3 separate regions of the Homo sapiens genome follow, and all the other regions are linked to region 1. Evidence: chromatin loops called from intact Hi-C (ENCODE). Cell type or tissue: CD14-positive monocyte. All regions are shown on one strand.

Evidence for each region. Peaks named below come from ENCODE experiments on the same cell type or tissue, not always from the same donor. Only the 100,000 strongest peaks of a DNase experiment are listed, where the experiment ranks them.
Region 2: it touches region 1 in a loop (2.6-fold over the local background); 3 of 110 quality-filtered maps call a loop at or near these places.
Region 3: a loop joins it to region 1, with 2.1 times the contacts of the local background. A loop is called at or near these places in 3 of 110 quality-filtered maps.

The regions. Positions count from the first base shown.
Region 1 is chr6:105,788,568-105,796,567 of GRCh38, reverse strand. No RefSeq gene overlaps it. Among named protein-coding and RNA genes, the nearest start is that of LINC02836, 160 kb to the right of the region's middle. In CD14-positive monocyte, CTCF peaks have their summits at 3,036 and 3,241 (motif pointing left); DNase peaks (open chromatin) are centred at 1,487, 2,187, 3,227, 4,737 and 1 weaker place; H3K4me3 peaks cover 977 bases; H3K27ac peaks cover 3,519 bases.
Region 2 is chr6:105,875,327-105,883,326 of GRCh38, reverse strand. All of the region lies in intron 2 of LOC105377923 (a long non-coding RNA gene), which reads left to right. Among named protein-coding and RNA genes, the nearest start is that of PRDM1, 210 kb to the left of the region's middle. In CD14-positive monocyte, no CTCF peak of the experiment used is centred here; DNase peaks (open chromatin) are centred at 1,526 and 3,026; H3K4me3 peaks cover 556 bases; H3K27ac peaks cover 3,320 bases.
Region 3 is chr6:105,889,159-105,897,158 of GRCh38, reverse strand. It overlaps LOC105377923 (a long non-coding RNA gene), which reads left to right and starts at 4,062. Exons shown (of 3, transcript XR_001744275.2): 1 at 4,062-4,133. In CD14-positive monocyte, no CTCF peak of the experiment used is centred here; DNase peaks (open chromatin) are centred at 2,398 and 4,048.

The DNA.
Region 1 (8,000 bases):
CATATCTTAGTGTGTGCATTGTGCTTTGGATCAGTGTCAGTCAATTCCCCTTGAGTGAAATGCTGGGCAAAGAGCAGAGTCGTAGGTCCAGGAGTCTCAGGCTTCACTGCACTGGTGAGAGGCTGGGTGTGGCCAAGGGCATTTACAGTAAGTGGGGCATGGCCTGGTCCGAGGGGCCGGGGTTCTGTGCTGGCCTGTTTGCTCTTTAGACTTCTGTTTGTCTAAGTTGTTGATCAACACCAAGGCAGAGACTGTTTCCTGACTAAGAAATCCCTTTGACATTCTGGCAATGACTCACGGAGTCACTTCATGCCTACAGAGTAGCCAGTGTCACCTTCTGGGGTTCTCAGCCTTTCTCACGTAGAGCACGTAAAACACAAGGAATCAAGTTGATCCTGTGTCAGCCTGCACTCCTGCGCTTTCTTCGGTGCCCTAGGCAGGACCTCAGGCAGCCTCATGCTGCCCCAGAGCCCCTCCCCTGCAGAGCCTTCCCCTGGCTCCCTGCTCTCCTCTCTCCAGCTCTCATCTCCCCATTGAATGGTCTGTCTCACATTGTTTTCTTCTCTACTTGATCCATTTTTTGTTATCTTTTTGCTGTATTATAATTTTCCTTAGGGTGGGATCCCTGACTGACACCTCTCTTATATCCTAGCGGAATACAGAGCACCTATTAAGTGCTTCAAAACACTTAGGGTTGGTTAGTTGCTGGGGTAATGAGAAAAGATGAATTTTCTGAGTCTTCCCTTCCTGCCTGACCCTCTTTTTGCTTTCCTCTCTCCTATCCTTCCTTTCACAAATGTCCATTGCAATAGGAGACAGGCACTGTACTTGGTTGGGGAGAGAGTAGTGAAGGAAGAAGATGTATCATTATGGAATTATTATTTCACCAAAAATTCAGAGCAGGGGAAGATCTTGTTTGGGAAAGGGGGATGAAGGCATTTTGTCTCATAATTAGAGATGAGTACTAGTTGGAAAAAGCCTGACTCCCTCTTTAATTGGGGAAGTGGAGGTGAGGAGGAAGGAGCACTGGAGTTGAGGACTGTTCAGGCTCTGACATGAGCATGTGAGAAGCTATGGGCAAGTTACTTTACACCCCAGAGCCTAGGGTGCTTCATCTATAAAACAAGGATGGTTGTGAGGATTACATTAGCTATATATAAAAATGCTTTTTTAGATTAAGCAAATATTTTACTTTAGTTGATGTTAAGTAAATGCTTTTTTTAAAAAAATTATGCTTGGTATTATGTTTGTGCTATGTGAAAATGCTTTTTAAATGTCTATTATACAAATGTGAATAGTTTTATTCTACAGGGCAAGTCACATTTTATTTTTCCTCACTGCAAAACTTGACTTGAATAGTTGCTACCTTCCTTTTAAGCATGTGATAATAGGTAATAGGCCGGTTCCTTGTGGGCAGAATTAAGAACTCCTCTGCGTGTCAGACGCAGTGCACCCCTGAAAGTACATTTATTTCCTTCACTGAAGCAGCAGTTTGCTAAGTGACACGAGTCATGCCTGAATGAGCTAATAAAGTTTCCAGTTGAAGTCACACTTGGAAATTGTTCATAATGCAGAATATAGTCCCATGATAATTTTTAAAAATGCAAAAATATTCTGGGTTGACACAATTTAAGGTAAAAAAAAATCTACATTTCGGAAACAGTAGAGACCACCCCAGTTCCCTTCCCTTTTCCCAGCACCAAAAAAAAAAAAAAAAAAAATCCCTGAAACCAGAAGAAGAATTCCTTCCAGATCTAGAGTGTCTCCCTCACTTCTTACATTTGACCATTCGCCACAATTTAGGGGACCCTGGCTGGGCCCAGGGGGCTGGGCCGCAGCATCCCAGGCAGGATGCTTCAAAGTCACTCACCTTAGAATGCAGCTAGAACTGGCAAATGCTCACCCCAGTTTCTCCACTGATTAAATGGGAGGACTGGTGCTGACCTGATTAATAATCTTTCTTTCTGGAATAATAATGAAAGATCTCTAAAGCCCTCCTCGTGAAACGTGATGCCAACACAGCAGGACCTGACTGTGAAACCAGTTCCCATGGCAGACAGCCACTGTAGAGCACAGGTCGCTTTCACTGGGAGCCACTCCTGGTGGCCTGTGTTGTAAGCCTCCTTCCCATTACATAAGAAGAGTGGCTCCTTCCCCAGCCGCAGCAGCACTGCCAGGCAGATCTCATGAACTGGTCCCTGAACTTTAGACCTTGCTTTCTCCGTGGTCACAGACAGACTGGCTCTCTTTAGAGAAAGCCTGTTCCTGCCTCCTTCCAAACTGCTGGAGTTCCCCTTTGCCATTCACAGGCTCACTGGTTTCAAAGGTGGTTTCTTTCTTTCTTTCTTTCTTTTTTTTTTTTTTTTGAGATGGAGTTTTGCTCTTGTTGTGCAGGCTGGAGTGCAATGGTGCTATTTCAGCTCACTGGAACCTCCACCTCCTGGGTTCAAGCAATTCTCCTACCTCAGCCTCATGAGTAGCTGGGATTACAGGCATGTGCCACCACACCCAGCTAATTTTTGTAATTTTTGTATTTTCTCCATGTTGGTCAGGCTGGTCTCGAACTCCTGACCTCAGGTGATCTGCCCACCTCGGCCTCCCAAAGTGCTGGGATTACAGGTGTGAGCCACCGTGTCTGGCCCTCAAAGGTGGTTTCTGTAAGGTAATTAAATCAAATCCAACTGAGTCATTTTCTGGTTTTCAAAAGCCATGAATGGCAGAGCAAAGCTTTTCAGAGACCTCTGGAGTAACAAGGGCACATTTGTCACACCCAACCAGTTTCCTGGTTGAAATGGAGACAATTATTGGGTGTTCATATTATAGTCAGCAATAGAGTGATATATTGACCACTGATAATATCACTTGACCTTCCCATTTCTGAGAAGTGCCTGGTCTGCCGTGTATAGCAAACTGCACTTACATAGAGGAGGCTAGGTGGTAGGAAAACATTTTCCCGATGCATTGGTCCTGAACAGTAAGCAATGCAGGTGATATTGATATTGCTGAGTTTAGAAGACTCTGTAGGCATTGATCTTCCCATCTGAAAAATGGGGAGGCAAGGGAAGATGATCTCCAAGTCCCTCCTAGGGTAAACAGGATTCTCTGAATTAGTGACAATCTTTTGGATTAAGTGGAAATGAACTCTGTGTCGATCTTTTGTTAGCAACTTGCCAAATGACCTATCTGGGCAAATGACTTCCTCATCTGGGCATTGGGCTTGTGTGTCGACTTCCTGCCCTCTGGTGTACATTCTTCTCCCTTCACTGGAGACTCTAGACTGTCAGAATGCCTGGGGGAGGGACTGGAAGCATCCGTGGGGCACCAATAGGTGTCTGCTGTTGCTACAGTGCAAAAGAACATTTCAGGGCAGGGTTAGCTGGATTTGTCCGTATTGCAGATGAGAGGGAGTTTTTAGGACCCAGTTCCAGCAATTTTTCCTCCTCTGCACAGGTGCCATGCATCACCTTTTCCTCCAATCTAGTCTGAACTAGATTCAAACTTCCCTTCACTCTCAAAGGGTTTCTCATGTCAGTGAAATTGCTGCTTCTGGGTGCAAGTTTCCTGTGCCTCCTACAGGTAACAGTCGACTGATGGTTTGAATCCAAGGGTCTCCCACTGACATGACTGCAGGGGTCAGGCAGTGTGTAGTCATTTCAGCGTGAGACTCTTGGATCCTTGGATCCTTTTGATTTACAACAAAGAAAAATGGGGCACCAACAGGCTGTTCCTATAAGGCATATGTGTTAACTGGTGGGGCAAGGAGGACTCTGTCCTCCTTTAGCATTTCTCCCTTTTGCACCCATTAAATAAGAGGAGAAAATGTGGCTGCCTGTTGGCTGAATATGACCTGTTGATATGTTTTATTTTGTCTACTTCCAGTTTAAAACAAACTCATATTTAAAAACTAAGAACATAACTTTGATTTAGTTGGCAACACATGTAAAGTCAAGATCTTAAATAAAAATTTAGATTTCCAGTTTTTCATGAAAATTTCTAGCCACACTGGGATCTCTATTTCTATAAGGTCACACCTAGCTGAAGCTCAGAGGTCGTTGTTCCCATGCAATGGTTCAGGCACTCTCCATGGTGACAGAACCCACCTGGCCCATTTTACTGTTTACTTTTTCTGCCTGGCCCTGGTGGTCATTTCAGTGTGAGACCCTTGGATTCAATTGATCAATTGACTGTCACCTACAGGAAGCACAGGAAGCCTGCCTCCAGAAGTAGCAATTTCACAGACATGAGAAACCCTTTGAGAGTGAAGGTAAGTCTGAAAGCATCGAGAGGGGCAAGGTTCTAGAGGGAGGTTCCATCTCAGGCCTTGGGCATCACACAGGTATTGGGCCAGGGCAGTGGGGCAGGCAGGCACCTGAAATTGAGCCCAACAGCACAAACGGGTGGTGCCCCAGGGAGGAGAACCTGCTTTCCTTCTCTCATGCCTTGGGTCAGCCCTGCGATTGCATCAAAGTCCAGGCCTCAGCATGACCTCCTAATATCAGCAGGGAAGTCTAGTTGGTACGTTCATCAATAAGGTAATATTTAACCTCCTATTTTTAGCTCTATTCATTTTTTTTTAAATTACCCTCAGCCTTCTTAACTATTAGAACCCATGAGTGAAGGATCATGCCCATGACTTCTTAGATTTTCATGCTCCTTATCTTTCACAACAGGGACCTTGGCTTAGCCAATATTTTCATGCCCTAATAACTGTAATCAAAGCTTGGCTTGGTCATATGGTAATAAATAGTTGCCCATCTGGGACAAGGCCCTGTAAAACACAGAACAGGAAATCCCACATCATTTGGAAAGTTGTACTTTTAGTTTCATAACTCAACTTTTGCTTAACAAAGATAGCTGTTATTGAAACTGAGCCTTTACAGCATAAGAAATGTACTTAAATATTTGTGAAAATCATGTCTTCATACAAAGTATTTTCCTATATGTCATCTTTTTAGAGTATCGCCCTGATCTGCTGAGGCAGGCAGAGATGTTATTATTATAAACAATTTATGAAAAAGAAAATTGGGGTTCAGGAAAATTTAAGTGACTTTGCTCATGTCTCACAATTAGGTAAACAGAATCATAACAGGTTCCTGAGGTTTCTGATTCTCCTTCCACAGATCTTTCCAGCCTCCCTCTGCTGCCTGTGTGTCATGGTGTGTGTGTGTGTGTGTGTGTGTGTGCACGTGTGTGTACAACACATACCAACACAGATGGATGCCAGTGCAGAGAGGCAGAGTTGTTGTTTTAATCTAGGAAAAACTTGCAAAGTCTTTTGATTTGGAAAAATAGCATATGTTTGCTTATAAAATATGTATGGTTACTTAAAATTAAAAAGAAGCACTCCATGAAAACTTAGAGAAAAGATTCCATTACATTGAGGGGATTATAGGACAAAAGACTTTATAAGCTTATTTTTCTTTATGGATTCAGGGCCTCTAACAAAATAGTGTTTTGATTAGTTGTTTATAAGAAAATGTCTATAACGTATGATGCTATGCAGGAAATGTTTTCCTTAATTGTTAAATATGTAATGACTATTTTCTATGTATAAAATATGCTAAAGAAAATTCACAAGTTCACAATTCTATTATTCAGCTACTGGTAGCAAATCTGCATCTATTTCCATAAGGCTTCATATTTCACCTAAACAACTCCATCCTCATTTCTTGTTGTTGTTACTTTATCAAAACAAACACAAAACAAATAGAACATACTAGACAGATTAGCAAGATTAGTTGCTTGGATAATGGCTGCCACTAGGAGTGGTATGTTCATCCTACCTCCTCCTTTCTCAAATTGAGATCATGGCTCTGCCTCTTTAACTTTCAAATCTACTCCACGGAGTTTGTTAGCCTTTTCTGCTTTCTGTTTTTTGCTTTGTTTTTGGCCAACTAGCAATGTATTAGAAACATGCTGAAAGCAAACTTGACTGTTCTATAGAATTATTTATACAGTTTTAAATATTTGACCAGTTTAAAATATTTTGAATCTTCAAAATGAAGACTTCTGTAAAACTTTGTGTGGAGATGGAAACTGTAGTGTATGTCTTAGGAAAATATTATTCTCATATAATTCTTATATAAATAATTCATACAAAATAGTATTCTTTATATAACTTATAAAGTAGAGGTGCTCGCTTAGTAGAAAAAATTACTTTGAAATGCCTAACACGTTTGTTTCAAATAATTATTTTGTGAGATTTAAAAAAAATCTAGATGTCATTTTTATGACATCTAGTGACCTTGTTTTAATCAAGTTTTTACAAAATCAAAATGCAATTTTAGAAAAACTGTAAACATCTCAACACTAAACTTGTTATTTTCAGGAAAGTGTGCTCTGTATTTGCTAGCTAAACATTTAGCCTTTTAACACAAAACTGGGGTTGGCTTGATCTGTGTAGGAAGTGACCTTCATTTACTACCCCTCCCTACTGAATTCTAGCTTAGTTTTCAGCTTCAGTGCCAAGTGTTCACAGTGTGAAGTCAGCTACAGAGTGTTAATAGTTCTTTCCTCATCATCAGGAACCAACAGGCTTTATATGATCATTTCTTCAAATTAAGTCTACAAAGAAAACGTTACCAAAATGTCCAGATTTCTTTATCTGCTCGTTTGCACCTCCTCATAGGAATCTTACTAATGCCAGCTTTAGCATTAATCTTTCTATGAGTTTTTTTTAAGTACACTTTAAAAATTCCTGATTCTGTGCATTTGATCATGTTATTTCCCCACTGGAAGGGTCCATTCTAGTTTTATTTTCCTGGTGGAAGCCTTCCCCTGTCTTCAAGCACCACCTCAAATCTCACTTTCTTCATCAAATTTCCCCAGGATAGGTGTTTCCTCTGGACTCCTATACAGTTTATGTCTAAATCATTATTTTGGCATTCAGCATTCATTCATTCATTTATCAGTTTTTAGGACACAAAGGTAAAGTAGGCAAAGATCTTTCAAGAACTTGTAATTTAATAGGGTGATGGCCTATACTTTTATTAATTCATTAAAAAATAAGCTCATTGCATATTAACATTGTTAGCATATTTGAAATGAAAAAATATTTCAGAACCAAAATATGAGTGAGAAGAGTGGCATTCTTTTTTCACTTTTAGTAAATGAAAATAGCCTAATAATTATGGCTTCATAAGAGAAAGCTGGACTCCTGGTCTGCTTCTGCATTCAATGCAATATCACAGATCATGTCACCTCTAGAAAAGTCCACTGTACACTCACGAGAAATGCAAATTAAAAGCAAATAACATAATTATATATCATTAGGTATTATTATAAAAATATTTTTTCCTTACTGGACTCCCTGGGAGTCTCAGTGTCCCCCAGAGGTCTCTGAACCACACTTTAAGAACTGCCAGTTTATGCTATACAGGGCTATTCACCTCTTTTGATGGATATTCTGTATTTGCTCTCTCATTAAATTGCTACCTCCACAAGCACAGGGATTGTGACAGGTGCTCAACAAAATGAATAGCTGCTGCTGCTGCTGATGATGGTGTTTGTGTGTTCACATTTAAAACCATATATATCCACACGTATATACATACCTGTGTATATCTATCTATCCATCTATCAGTTTATCAATCACGAGTGTTTTAGGGAGGTAAAGTTCACGTACTCGTAATACTGTTAAGTATTACTGTTAAGCTGTAGCTGGCTGTTAATAATTTGCGTAAAGGTAGTAACAGAGGTAATGTTAGTAATAAAGCTAATTACTCTTTCTACGAAGAAATTAGTCAGAAAGGAAATTCATGTCCATAGACAGGAAGGAAAACTAACAGTTGCACTTTGGCAAATTTTAAATTCCTAGGGCTTTTGGTACCACTTCATCATGTTCCTTTCCTGCTTGGTGACCGATGGCAGGTATGGTCAGATTTGCACGTGAATAAAACATACCTGGAAACCCCAGCCTTGAAATCTGCCATAGGAAGTTCATATTCTTTAGCAATTTCTCAGGTGAATTACATCAGGAAGCGCTTAACAGGTTCTTTCAG
Region 2 (8,000 bases), 87 kb before region 1:
GAAACCAAGGCGCAGAGAGGTTTAGTAACTTTCCCAGTGCATGTTCCAGGTTGTAGCAGAGCTCCGATTCTAGCCAGAAAAATATAAGAAATGCCCAGGAAAGTAAAAAATGTAGATTCTTGGGTCTTACCAAAAGAAATTCTAATTTGTAGATTTGATGTGGAGATCAAGGAATGTATATACGTATACACACACACAATTGTATTGATCTGAATCAACTGGTTCATGGACTGTGTCATTTGGGAACTATGCAATATACCATTCTTTCCTGAGATAAAGCTAATTATGGCCTTTGTGGGTTTGATTTCTCTTATGATACGGTGTAAATCATTTACAAATGACCAGTTGTGTGTAATGCATATGAAATGCATTTTGACTCTGTCCTCAGAGGCACCCCTGGGGTATGTGTGTGTAGTCAGTCCCTTGTGGAAGTTGCAGGCTTAGAAGGCATGCCCTCAAAATTTGGGGACCAGGTGAGGAAACTTCTCCTGTGAAAGGGAAACTGAAAAGGATCAACAGAAAATGGAGATTACCTTAAGAGATGGTTTGTGATCACCTTAAGAGATGGTTTGTGATTACCTTAAGAGATGGTTTGTTAAGACCCTGCTAACAGCCCCAGGATCTTGTAAGCAAAAGCCTGGAATGTACCATGTTAAGAAAGCTATGAACGACCTGGCTGCATTTCAACTGGAGTAAATGTTGAGTTGTGGTAATAGGAAGGTATGTTGTGTACAGGGACTAGGAGGAGGCAAGCCAGGGAATAAGAAGTGTTGCCAGCTGTATTTAGACAAGAGTGTGTTCTATTTCAGGGCAGTCAGCCTCAGTTCTTGGTATAGAAATTTCCCTTGGAAGAGAAGAGCACTCTCCAAGAGTGTTTCCAGCAGGAGCTTCCCTTAAAAACAACTAGCTTCCTCTGATCTGAAGTTGAGCTCACTAAGGAATTGATCCAAGATGGGTCAACTGGATGGGAAAGAGAAACCTCCATGGATGAGTAGTCTCTGTTCCCAAACCAGGCCAGCTCATTTGCTCCTTTGTGTTCTGCTTGATCAATTGTTCTCAGATGGATTTGGATAGCATGAGCTCATTGTCTACAGCATGATTCCCATTGGCTCAACTGACTGAAGTTGAGTTTCAGCAACTGAACTCTAAACCCACGGTCACATCATCAAGTACTGATGCCTATGAGATTTAATCTGTAACTACAAGCCAGACTTTCTTAGCTGCAAAAAATAAAAAAATTATTTGTCCAGGCTTAAGGGTCCCAGGGGTGGGCAAAGGACCACTACTGACCCTGTAATTGCGAGGTGACCCTATTCCTTAGACACTAAGAAGATTGGAGACTTAATTTCTTCCTAAGGAATACATATTTGAAAAATACTGCTTTTCACACTAACCAAATATAAAATTCAGTACGAATATGTATTTGAATAAACAAAACAGGTAACTTTGCGTATCTCAGATAGGTGGGTGGATAATTCAAATTATACAATGGAGAGACTCGAGCAAAGGGGAAGTGAACTGCCCAGTGAGTTAGTGGCAAAAGCAGGGTTAGGATGGGCTTCTAACTTCTCATTCTGTGCTCATTTCAATTAAATCTCAATTCTTCCAATAAATGTCACCACTCTGTCAATATTTTGCCTCCATTTTGTTCCTCAAGACAGTATCTTTTTACTCTCTTGGTTTTGGTTGGCCCTTGAATTCTTTTGCATTAGTGATCTTGAGATTTTACTTTGCATACGACAAGGAAGAGTGTGCATGATGTGCTTGTTGTGATTATAGACAGAGAGCTAGAGATCTCACCCAGGGCAGCAGTCAGTGATGGACAAGTGAACAATTCTCCCTATCGAAAAGATGTTGTTCAAGGGCTTTGCTTGAGATTGATCTCTATAGAATGGAAGGTAACTTGTGCCAGCAGAAAACCAGTAATAGTCCACCTGAGCTGCTGCTGAAGCTTAGGAGGGAAAATTGTGGCAAGTCTGTGAAAGATGGTGAAATTGGAGCCCAGGCTGGACACAGAAAGGACATCTGATGAGTGAGGGTTGGCAGGGGGGACAAATTACCAAAAACACCCCCGCAAAATGAAAACCCTCCGGTTTCTTAATATAAGTCCTCTAACAAATACATATAAATGACTCATAATTAATACGGCAAATACTTCACAGTATTTCTTGCATCCTTAAAAGTTGTGAGTCAAATACTTTAAACCTTCCTTTCCACAAGGTTGCCCACCAGTGAATTTGCAATGAACCCTCCTTTTGAGCACAGACTCCTCTCCTACCCCTGCCGCCTTGTGTTCACCTCCATCACACCTGCCTCAGGAGCCTGCCTATGTCCTTGCTGGATTTGGCTCTTCAAGGAAAGGCTCAGCAAAGCCAAAGTGAACGTTTGCCCCTCTGACTCTGAGTGATCAGCTTGTGATGTTATATACATGCAGTTGATGAGGTTTTCTGGTGCAGAACACAAATAGAAATGCTGCGCCAAATACAGGCTCTTCATCTTTGAATTTATCCAAAAGCTTGAAATTCTCTGGCCCAAACAGATATTTACTGGAAAAGCAGCGAATTCTGGGATGTCAGGGATTGCTTTGAAGTTTCTCCTTCTAAGAGAAGAACAACCTTTTTTATATCACCATGGCCTCTACTGGGTACTTGCAGCTTTTGAAAAGAAGCCTTCAAAAGGCTTTTTGCTAATAAGCCATGAAGTTGAAAGGTTGCTTGTTTGTCCTGAAGACATTTTATCTGTGTGAACTACTTGGGGGAGGCAGAGGGAGAGGTGGTCAGAGAGGAATCAACACAGCTGGTTTCAATATTAAAGGCAAAGATGGGCATTTTGCTCTTTCTCGTGATACCTGCTTCAGGAGTCAGATCCGACACGTGAAGAGTGTCAGTAAGTGCGGGGGCGCGTGTGCTCCGGCACAGGCTGGGAAGGTGGCTGAGGGCTGTCTTCCCTTCATCACGCGCTGTGGTTATAGCATCTTCCCCAGTCCCTCGTGTCAGCACTCTTGGTTTTCACTAATTGTGAAAGTTCCTCTTTTTGCAGAAGGATCTACGTCTTCCTTGCCTCATAAAAATCATCCTGAATTTAAGCTGCAACTATAAAAAACCCCCGGCCAACAAGAAGCAGCCTTCCTGATCTAAGTTATGGGAAAGTGGACTTTTATTTTCTATTTAAAGAAATAGGAGTCTTCGTAATGCATTAGTAATTCTAGCCAAAAAGTGTTTGATATGAACTTGATTTCACAAAAGAAGGCAGTCTTCAACATACTCACCCATTTCTGCTCAGAAGCATCATCACTTTCAGTTTTTACAAAAAGTAAAAACTATTTTGGAATTGGAAATGAAGTCACTTTTAATGCAACAATCCCCACACAAAGTTTAAGAAAAAGGAACAAATAATTTTTTTTTAACTAGAAAAGGTTTATTGAACTTAGTGAGAATTTGGTATTTATAATCAAATACAGTAAATTTTAGCAGAAATGTACCATGCTTATTACAGGGCAATCTCTCCATCTTTAGTATTCCTTTATTATTTTCACTCATCTTCTGCTTTTCCACTAGACTCTTAAAAAAACACTTTAAGCTTCTTTCATTGATATATAATAGTTGTACATATTTATGGGGTACATGTGATATTTTGATAAAAGCATCCAATGTGTAATGACCAAGTTGGGGTAACTGGAACAGCCATCACCTCAAAATTGATCATCTCTTTGTGTTGGGAACATTCCAAATCTTCAAGCTATTTTGAAATATACAATAGATTATTGTTAACTATAGTTTTCCTCTTGTGCTACTGAACACTAGACCTTATTTCTTCTATCCAATTGTACTTTTGTACCTGTTGCCAACCCCTCTTCATCCCACTACCCTTCCCAGCTTCTAGTAACCACTACTGTATTCACCACGCCCATAAAATCAAATCTTTTAAGCCCCACATACGAGTGAGAACATGCAATATTTGTCTTTCTGTGACTGGCTTATACATCATGTCCTCCTGATTCCATCCATATTGCTACACATGACAGGATTTTCTTACTTTTTTGGAAGAATAATATTCCACTGTGTGTGTGTGTGTGTGTGTGTGTGTGTGTGTATCATATTTTCTTTACCAGTCATCCTTTGATGGACACTTAGGTTGATTTCATATCCTGGCTATTGTGAATAGTGCTGAAATAAACATGGAAGTGCAGTATCTCTTTGATATAGTGATTTACTTTCTTCTGGATCTCTGTGAAGCAGTCAGATTGCTGGATCATGTGGTAGTTCTGTTTTAGAGTTTTGAAGACCCTCCATACCGTTTTCCACAGTGGCTGTACTCATTTACCTTCCCATCAACAGTGTATGCGCATTCCCCTTTCTCCGAATCCTCTCCAGCATTTGCTATTTTCTGACTTTTTGATAATAGCCATCTTAACTGGGGTGAGATGATATCTCATTGTGGTTTTTCCACCAGACTCTTTTCTAATTGAAAAACATGTCTAGTGTGCCTCTGTGCTGTGATGGTGCCGCCCGTCACCACCCCTTGCTCAGAGCCTCTTTGCCTTCCTTTCCATTCCCTGTGTTCTCCCTGGGAGATCTCATTTGTTCTCTTTATTTTAGTAACCTGACGACTCCTAGATATATTTATTCAGCATTGACTTCTCTTCTGCACTTTAACTTAAGCGTACAACAGGAAGCTTGAACTCAAAACATTCCAATCTCAAATCATCCGGCATACCTTTCCCCAAAACTGCTCCCTACCGCCCCCCTTCCCACTGTCCTGTATTCCTTTTCCAGCACCCAATAGCCTAGGTGTCATTCTAGATGTGGTTCTTCCTCTTTCCTTAAATCCTGTCACAATTTAGCCTCATAAACTTGGCCCCTAGACTTGGATCCAGCTTCTCTTTTCTTCTCCGTTCCCATGGTCACTGCCATAGTACAAGCCCCGGTTGCCTTAATCCTGAACTTGGGCGATAATGTTCTACCTGGTCTCCCTGCTTTCAGTCTGATCTTCCTCAAATATGTTCTTTCCTCCTGAACCATAGTGATATTCCTAAGACACATTTCAGATGGGCTCTATTGCCCCCAGTGTTTCCTTCTCTGTCTGTTATACCAGACTATAAACACCCTGAAGTCATGGGCTTTGTCCAACCTGTGTTTCTATCCTAAGCCCTCATCACAGAACCTGTTAAACAGTAGCTAAGTAGTCAGGGTATTTATTGAGTGGATAAACCAATGAATGCTGTGGCTTCCAAAGTGTCAACAATGAGCTTAATGATCTCCCTAACCCAAATGTGTTAAGTATAGGGAAGCCCCTTCTTTGTATCTCACACTTACCTTGTATCTTACTACCCTTTAATCACTGTGCCTTGCCCTTGGGCCTTCCCTTGGTGTTCACCTTAATCTATATAAAGCCTAAGCTGGGATGGACTGTCATGGGTGGGCATGAGGAACTAAATGGGTTTGCCTTTTCTCAGGACCACCTTGCCCACCTCTTGTCTTTTGAGCCATTCGAGTATCCCCAAGTATCTTGGAGCTTTTCCATAAAGGGCCACTAAAGCAGGAGAGTCACTGAATCTGGATTCCTAGATCACCTCCCTGTGCCAGAGAGACTGTGTTTTGCAGAGGAACTCATAAAGCATAATTTCCTCCAATTTGTAGCATTGGCACCCACTTTGAAGAAATGACATATAAAAATTCAAATTAATGTGATATAGAAATTAGAGTTGATGGTTCATGTCACAATAGGATAGTTTTCAAGGATTCATTGTCTGCTTTTTTTTATGTATTAAACTTGCCTAGGTATTGACACTGCAATGCCTGTGTAAAGACTCGGTTGCCTGTAACTATTTAGCAGACCATCCACAAAGAGCTACCGTTGTAACGTGGAGTTGTTTGCACTAAGATGGTGCTATAGTCTGAATATGTGTGTCTCCCCATAAATTCTTATGTTGAACTCTTAATCCCAAGGTGATGGTATTAGGAGTTAGGGCCTTTGGGAGGTGATTAGGACATAGGAGTGCAGGCCTCATGAATGGGATTAGTGCCCTTATGAAAGAAACCCAAGAGAGAGACTCACCCCTTCTACCACGTGAGGATACAATGAAAAGGCAACATCTATGAGGCAGAAAGTGGGCTCTCACCAGACACTGAATCTGCTGGCGTCTTGATCTTTTACCCCCCAGTCTCCAGAACTGTAAGAAATACATTTCTATGGTTTCTAAGCCACCCAGTCTATGGTATTTTGTTACAGCAGCCTGAATGGAGTAGACCAGAAGTTTTCATCTTATACAAGTTGTTTTATTGGTTCAAATAGAGAACCTATTTCTTTGGGAGTTTATTTATTAGTTCTAACATTTATTTGTGATATAGGATCAGGAGCTTCAAAGACTTTTTTGCCTATGATGATGACTCACATGAAAAGGCTCACTATCAGAAAGGCATATGAATGGTTTTGCTGAATTTCATCACTTTTTCTCTACAGATTAGCTTACAACCAGTGGCGAGGTACCCAGACAACTCACCTTGCACGTTCAGGTCACTGGTTCCCCGCTGGCCTGGATAAAAGAATTTGGCTGGGTTAGTAACATCTCGGTCTGTGACTCAGGAAGAGCTGACACCAAGTGAAGGCAGGTGACCCACACAACAACCAGATTTAAGCCTCAAGGCCCACTGCCACCAAGCGTTAACCAAGGGAACCAATTGACTGCCGACTCTGGATAGGTAGGGTAAAAACTGGAAGAAAACGAGGCTAGGTTAATCAGTTTCCTCTGAGAACATGAACCCTGTCCTTTCTGAAAGATTTTTAAGAACTACAATTGAGATTGTGGACAGTCTGCAGTGGAAGTTACATTTGACCACCTCTAGACTTGAGGCTGTTATTTATATGAAAGTCTATTTTAATCAAAGGAAATCCTGTTTCACCAGCAGCACTGGCAGCCCTGAGACGCACGGTCTCAGGAGTGTTGTGAGGATACAGGCTGTCTTTAATCTCAGAATAAAAATATTTGATGTTTACAAGGTGTATTAGTGTAATTGGAATGTGTCTGCCTGTCTGCCGGCCTTCCTTCCATGGTGGGACCACGTAATTAAAGAGCATTGCGTTCATGTGGCTGCCTGTTTATCCTTTCATAGCCTCTCGGTAAGTAGTCACGGTCAAGACCGTTACCCTGGGCTCTTAGAGAGCTCATCCAGGCAGAGACAGCTGCAGCCAGAACAAAGGGGAGGCTGCACTCTGCTTGCAATCCTTCTGAGGGCTCTAGGGCAAAGTGGGATGAGACAAGTTTAACTTGGTGGATAAGAGACGCCTGGTATCCCAAGAAACTCTCAGTGCATGCATGGGATTATGCCTTGAAAAATGTGTGTAGGTGTATATATTAGGTTGGTGCAAAAGTAATTGCACAGCCTTTGCCATTACTTTGAATGGCAAAACTGCAATTAATTTTGCACCAACCATATATACACACACACACACATATGTGTATATACACCTACACACATTAAGGTCTATCTATCTTTTTTGTTTGTATCTATCTCTATCTATATGTATATCTTTCTCTGTCTTCAAAAAGTGATTTTTTTTTCTTCAAGTAAAAGTCAGAAAAGGAGATACTCACCCTTATCTCTTCGTGTATACCTAATTCCACGTTATGTATTCAAGTTCTATTCCTAATGCCTCAGGACTTTGCTAGTTGGAGCCTTGTGGGTCACATGAGCACTAAGAACTCAGGTTTCCTAAGTGAGATTCTACATTTATTCCTATCTCCTGTAATCTTGGAACTTCTAAGAGAGCCTGGCTGAGAGTAGGTGCTCAATAAGTATGTATTAAATGAATGAATGAATCTCCCTGTAGTGTTCTAATGAGTGAATGAATCTCCCTGTAGAGTCCTCCTCTTGAATTAGTCTGGAAGTCCCCAGGCAGGGTGTCTGCCATGTGCTCAAGTCGGTCTATTAACCACAGCCACCTTGTGACCTCTGGCCCGTTCTGATTCTCCCACCCTGGCTCTTCTTGTTGCTTGAGGG
Region 3 (8,000 bases), 100 kb before region 1:
AGGTGGCCAACTTGGGTAACTTGTGAATGGAGGTGCCATTCACTGATAGCAAACACTAGAAGAGGCAAGAGTCTCTGGAAGAAAGTCATGAGTTCGACTTTAGACAAGTTGAGACTGTAAAATGCCCAAGAGGAGGTACCAAGGATGTAGTTACAATCCAGGCCCGAGCCTAGACAAGAGATCTGAGTAAGAGTAAATATTTGACAGTCATCAATACACAAATGACAGTGAAACCGAGGGAGTGCATGAGATCACTTAGGGAGAGTGTTTGAATAGGAAGAGGGGAGGGCTTGGAGCCCAGGGGAGCCCCAGTATTAAGAAACAGGCAGAGGAAGATAAACCTGTGAAAGCAACTGAAGGATGGCCAAGAGAGATAGGAGAAAATCAGAGCGTGGAAGGTGCTGGGTGTTGTGGAGGTCAAGGAAAGCAAGTTTCAAAGTTTTCTGTGCTAATAATCTCAATTCTGCACCTGACAGATCAGGCCAGACCATCTCCGGGGAAGCCATGCGGTTGCTACCCTTCATCTGCCAGCACCCTCTCACTATTCCAAACGGGCTCATCCTTAAAGACACTTTTCAGGAAACACTGCTTTCCTGTAATTACTTTCTTAGGCAGATAAAACGGCACTTGCTGAATCATAATTTACTTAAGGAGATCCCATCCCACACTTTCTTTCAACTTGCTGTGTCTTTTTAAGCGAAACCAATGGGATTCCTTGCATACTTCCCTCTTCTTTTTATCTTATCTCATTCCACTTGCAGGTTGCTGTATTCACCGAGCCTCTGACCTCCAGCATACTTTCAGACAGATGGTCACAGACAGATGTGTACTTTGCAATTGCAGGTTATCCAAATATTGTGGTGGCAGCAGCACCTCTTTTTGTACCCAACAGTATCAGTGCTCTGCAACCAGCTCGCGTCTTCAGCCGCTGTTGACGTCCCTGACTGAATTACTGTCTTTCTTCTTTTTTTCTTCCCCTCTCTCCAGCTGGACACTCTGGGGAGGTGTTTTGGCCAGAATTAGATATGCACAGCTGATACCTCCAGCTGCACGTTCTTTGGTTCTTTCTGGCTCTGCAAAAGCTCTTGGTGTTCTGACAATTCATTCAAGTGGAGAGCAGTATGAATGGTGGCCCACCCAGATAGTCTTTAAAAGCATTCAAAATGGTTCTATGATTTCTGTGGCCAATCCTGTCAGTTGAAGGTAGGAGTAGGAGAAATAGTTCAAAATAGACTGAGAGCCAAAATGAATATAGGTAATCTTGGCAATTCATATTTTGTTTCTTAATTATAAAATTATCAATAAAATTGCTATTGCATGGTAGACCTAATTATGCAGCTCCCTACAAGAAAAAGATGCGGTAGGCCAGACTTGGTGGCTCACACCTGTAATCCCAACACTGTGGGAGGCCAAGGTGGGTGGATCACTTGAGGTCAGGAGTTTGAGACCAGCCTGACCAACATGGTGAAACCCCATCTCTACCAAAAATACAAAAATTAGCCAGGCATGATAATGCACACCTGTAATCCCAGCTACTCAGGAGGCAGAGGCAGGAGAATCACTTGAACCCGGGAGGCGGAGGTTGTAGTGAGCCAAGATAGCACCACTGCACTCCAGTCTGGGCAACGGAGTAAGACTCTGTCTCAAAAAAAAAAAAAAAAAAAAAAAGAAAAGAAAGAAAGAAAACAATGCCATATATTTTCAAAAATTTTCATCCTGAATATAATATGCCATGAAGGCTAAAGATCTAGCAAAGAGTCTAAGATGGCAAAAATATGGGAATTTATTCATGGCTTTAGGTATCAACTCTAGGCTGATGTGTTTCCCAAATCCATTTCTCTAGGCCTATCTTCCCTTGTAAACCTTAATCCAATGTCTCCAATTATCCATCAACTTTTTTTATAAGCTAAAAATCTTGATAACATTATCTCAAAGTCCATAGATTTCTCCTGAGCTTGTTTTCCTTGTCTCCAAACATACTTCCTCCCCCATCTTTTTCTGTTTCCATGAACTTGCTGACCTCTCACTCAGGCTTCTGAGTCTTCTTTGACTTTTTCTTTACTCTTGATACCCAGCCTGCTGCCCGAGTCTTCATGGTCACACCACCAATCATCTTTGCTTCTTTTTCACTCCCATTCTGGTCAGACCAGCCCCGATCCATGTACTTTCATTGTGGTGGGATTGCAAACATTTCCTAAGTGCTAAGTGTCATTTATTCCTTCTATTTGTTCTCCCTTGAATCCATTACACAAAGAGATGTCAAGTTAATCTTCTAAAACACTGATTTTATCATCATGCTTCTCTATTTTAAAATATTCCATAGCTGCTTCTTATCTTCAAGATGAGTCTAATACCTCTCCCAAAAGACATTGATGTCCTTGTGCAATCATTTCAGCTGCTCTCTGGTCTGAGGTCACTCTTCTGGGATAAGATTACTCACTTTTATTCTTCCACCCTGTTCCAGCTTGTCGAAATAATTTTGAGTCTTTCTGCCATTGAATATGTTTGTTATCCAGCTCAGTTTTGTGTCAGTTACATATATATGTTCTTTGTGTGTGTTTGGTTGTTAAGTTGCATAAAATATGACAGAATAAGAACATAAGGATATGCTATTGTGATTTCTGCAGGACTGAATTTTTTTGAACTGGGGGCTGAAGTTGCTATTGGTCTCAGAAAATGATCCTTTGCCTCCTGCTATATCCTTACCTAAACATTTCATAGCTCCTTGAGTCATTCCTTTATTCATTCAAGTACCAATTGAGCTCTCTCTTCTCCAGACGCAATTCCTTTTTCTCTCTCAGTAGGTGTAGCTGCTTGGAACTCACTCTTCTCATAAAGTATTGAGGCTGGCTTTTATTTGTTTATATTTGAGAGATTTGCTGTAGGTAGAAGCTGTTAATGGAGAAAAGTTGGACATTTGCTTTGACATCTACAAAATAACTCCCATTTTTCTATATTGTTCTGGTTATTACTGCTACCTAACAAAAACCACTCTAAACACAGTTATGTAGAGCAATAACTATGTTAGTATCCGTTTGGGTTAAGAATTCCGAAAGGGCACAGTGGGAATGACTTGTTTGAGCCTCCCCTCCATCACAGCTGAGGCCTCAGCTGAGAAGACTCAAGGCTGAGGTTGACTCAACAGCTGGGTCTAGAATCATCTGAGACCTTGTTCACGTACATACGGCACCTGGGCAAGAAGGACTTGAAGAGGAGGACTGCCACCTGGAACATTTTCACGTGGTCTCTCCACGTGGCTTGGCTCCCTCCCAGCAAGGCAACCTCAGGAGAGTAAGACCTATCTGCCAGGGCTCAGGGCTCCTACCACGACTATTCCTGGGAAGAAGACAGAACTTCACTGTCATTCATGAGCAAGCCATGGAAGTCACATACAGCTCTTCCAATGCATTTCATGAGATGCATGGGAGACACAAGCTGCCTGGATTTAAAAAGGAGGGCTGTAGACCTCACTTCTCACTAGGAAGAATGCTGAAGAATTGGAAGATGTGTCTTCAAATCACCACATAAAAGAATTGAGAAGTTGGCTGTAGCTACTACTTCTAGAAACTTGACCTAGTGGCCTGGCGTTTTGGGAACTTTGCTAGCTTATTCAGCACAGGTAACTCAGGGTAAAAATAACCTGAAGAAGAAATGTAATAATCACTCACTTATCTTCACCCCAATTCAGCCAGGGCTAGATAATTTTTAGTTTTGAGCCTTTTTTAAAAAAAAAAATAAAAAGAAACCTGGTAATAACACATCTTTGTCTTTTTCTCTTCTTTAATAGGCTAGAGTTGATATTTAAGACTTTAGAAAGGTGCTTCTGGGAATTTCAACATTTGGCAGCTGGTAATAAGTAGGAAATGTCATTACATAAACGCCAGTTTGAGTTTAGAGGCAGGTGGTATTTTGGAGAAGTCAGTATCAATGTGAGGCTGTAGCCACACTGACCGCCTCCAGCCCATCTGCAGAGACATTTCTGTCTCTGGCAAGTAAAGCCCCCTCCCTCTGTCTGCTTTGACTGCCTCTCTGAGTTCCCCTTTTTTCTGACCTTGAGTTTCAACTTGATGAGTCATCAAAAGGACTGGGCCACTGGATTCTACCTGGCAAGAACTTCAGTGGCTGTGCCTGTGGTGAGGGACTGTTTTCTGCTCTTATCACATCTGTGTTGACATTCGTGGAACAAATACTCATTGAGAGCCTTTTATGTCCCAAGCACTGTGCTGGGGAATGCAGTTAGAAAATAATGAGTCCAACCAGACCTGGTTCCTGCCTTCATGGAACTTACATGTAGGAAAGACGGAAGCTGCAACTTATCCAGCTCTGCAGGAGTGGTGTGAGGTGCTTTGAAATCTTGTGCTAAGTGGGGTTGACACTGGGAGGCTGGGGGAGGATCCCTGAAGAAGCAATTGTTGAGCTGAGGCATGAGTAGGTGTTAATCAGGAAAGGAGGGAGAGTGATCCAGGCAGAGAGAACAGCTTGTGAAAGGAGAGGACAGGATGGGTTGAAAGGACTTAGAATGAGAAAAAGCTGGTGTGAGTGGAAGAGACAAAGCAAGGAGGACTGGGGTAGATGGTGTGGCTGGTGGGAAGGGTGAGAACTGGACTGCACCAAGCCTGGAGACCATGATGTGTCAGTCAGAGCTCTCCAGGGAAATGGAACCAGTAGGATATATATGTGTATGTGTGTGTAATATTATTAATAATACTTAATACAAATATATATAGTATATAAACAATTTATATATAAATACAGAACCAATAAGCTCTATAATATGTATTATATATCATATAAATATGTAATTAAGAGAACTGGCAAGTGTGAAGTCTGTAGGACAGGCTGGCAGGCAAGCAGGCTAGAAACTCGGGCAGGAGCTGGTGCTGCAATCTTGACGTGTAATTTCTTCTTTTTTGATGAAGAATTTCTTCTTCTCTGGGAATCTTAGTTGTTGCTCTTAAGGCCTTTCATTGATTGGATGAAGCCCACCACATTATCAAGGTGGATAACTTATTACTTGAAGTTACTCTAGTTATTTAAAGTCAACTGACTGCAGATGTTAAGCACATCTGTAAAACACCTTCACAGCCACACGTAGGTTAGTGTTCAATTACATAACTGGGTGCTGTAGCCTAGCCAAGTTGACACATGAATGAACCATAACATAGAGTAAGGAGTTTTGTCTTGATTCTAGAAGTCATGGAAAGCTCTTGGGTTTTATAAAGAGGTGACATGATTAGATTTGTATTTTCCAAATGCACTTAATGCTGTCAGAAGAAGGTTGGTGTCTATAACCATCACCATGGGCCCTTGTGATGGTCATAAGGCACATTAGAACACTCATGAATTTTTCCAAGAGGACTGCTCTGTCCTACATGGTGCCCTGACACTGGATTGGTCAGACGTACCTCCTGGGTATGCATCTACTGTCTTGAAATTACCTCCTGGGCAGCATTTATGCTGTGTTTTATTTTGTGTTGATCTCTCTCTCTCTCTCTCTCTCTCTCTCTCTCTCTCTCTCTCTCCTCTCTCTCTTTCTCTCTCCCTCCCTCTCCAAGCAGACTGAAAGTTCTTTGGAGGCAGGAGCCACGTCTTGTTCTCCAGTGCATCCCTAGTGTCTAGGTCACTGCCTTACACATGGTATGTACCCAATAAGCATTTGTGGATGTGGGCTTAACGTTCCACCCAAAGTGCCTTGTGAAGAATTAAGAAACATCAGTCTTATCAGTAGTTCTGGGCAGCAGACAACTAAAAATTGCTGTGCTTTTATTTCTAGTTTCCTTTCATTGGCATTCTATATAGTTACCCTTTTATTTTGCATGGATGGCCTATTTTAGAGTATAGTCATTTCTTAAACTTTTTAGGTTGGAATAATTTTGGATTTACAAAAAAGTTGCAGAGATAGCACAAGAGAGTTTCCATCACCCAGTTCTTCTAATGTTAAAATCCTATATGGCTGCAGTAAATTTGTCAAAACAAAGAAATTTATATAGGTACATTACTATTAACCAAACTCCGGGTTGTATTTGGCTTTCACCAGCTTTTTTTCACTGATGTCCTCTTTCTGCTCCAGGATCTGATCCTGGATGCCATGTCGTGCTTAGTCATCATATCTTCCAGTCTCCTCTGGTCTGCGACAGTTTCTCAGTCTTTCCTTGTTTTTTTGTGACCTTGACAGTCTTGAAGAGTACTGGCTAGATATCCTATAAAATGTCCCCAATCTGTCTTTGTCTGTTTTCTCATGATTAGACTGGGGTTATGGGTTTTGGCAAAGAAAATCATACAGGTGGAGTGTCTTTGTCAGATCATGTGACAGGGTACATGATATCCACATGTTATCCCTGAGGATGTTAACCATCATAATTTGCTTAAGGTAGCATTTGCCAGGCAGGTTTCTCCACTGTAAGGTCATTATCTTTCCACTTCTCCACTGTATTCTTTGGAAGTGAGTCACTAAACTTAGCCCATCCCCAAGCAGGGAGGAGGAAAGGGGTAAGTTTCACCTCCTGGGGTGGAGTGTCTACACACATTATTTAGAGCTCTTCCACAAGGAAAATTTGTCTCTTCTCCCACATTTATTGATTTATTCAATTATTTACTTATATCAGTATAAACGTACATAGGTTTATTTTATACTTTGAGTAATAATTCATTATTATTTTGTTGCTTAAGTTGTTCTAGCTTTGGTCATTGGGAGCTCTTTTTCTGTCTCAGAAACTCATTCTTTTCATGAAATATGGAGGCTAGCTTTTATTTATTCATTTGTTTGTTTACATTTGAGATTTTAAATTTTTGAAGTGCTCTAGAGACTCATCTTGATCCTAGGAGTAATGGAAAGCTCTTGATGGGTTTTTATAAAGAGTCTGGTTCCTGCGTCCATTTGACAAGCCCCTGTCCTTTTGTTTTTTAAGCACTTCCTTATTTTCTGGTACTATAAGATGCTCCAGGTACATCTTATATTTTCCTTACCCCAGTCTTACAATTAGCAATTTCTCCAAGGAACTCTGGTTCCCTTTATTGTAAAATGGTATTTAGAAGCCACTATCTAGGTGGTAGGTGTGCTCATTGCTCCTGGGATCTCATTGCTTCCAGACCCTGTCAGCAAACGGAGCTAGGAAATCTGTGAGCACATAGCCATAGATACCTATATCTGTAATTACTTCTGACTCTATCCATCTGTGTGTCTCTATCCATCCATATAGGAATACACACACATGCACACACACATATATATTAAACTAAATTTGAGTTTATTCTGATATCTCTGACTATAATTCAGTTCCACCAGGTTTATACTAGCCATCATTTCTTGTTTATCTGTTACTCCCTCTCCAACACTGACCATCATCCATTTTATTATTTGTTCAACATTTGTAAAGCAATTTCAAAATTGTTAACCTGTATCCCCATGAGCAAGAAATTTAGCAACTAGAGTACAGTGTTTATGTATTTTTTTAAGTATAATTATTTTTATAAGAAAGTGGAATAACATAGTGGTTGAAAACACATTTTCTAAAGCCAGATTGCCTGGGTTCAAATCCTGACTCCAACACTTACTAGCTGAATAATATTGGATGAATTACTATCTTCTCATTCCTTCATCTGTAAAGTAGGGATAATAATGACATTTACTCTGTGGGGTTATTTGAGGATTAAATGAATTAACATATGTAAAGTATACAGAATATTGTGTAACATTCAATTAGCATATTTATGTGCTAACTATTACTGTTAGGGCAGACATAACATCATTTTAATTGCTACTACTAAAATAATGCTAGGTATAGTGGGGCACCATATATTGTTGAATGGTAGCATCATCTCCGTTAACTTAACTAGTTCTAGCACTTCAGCAAAGGGATTTATGTACAACTTCCTCTCCCCATTTCCTTCTGTTCATCCACTCATGTTGTCTTTTTGTCTGGAGTTCATTTATCATTTATTTCTCCATCAGCTTTTTGTGATTCTGAAACCCAAGTTGAGACTTAAGTCCGAGATTTTTA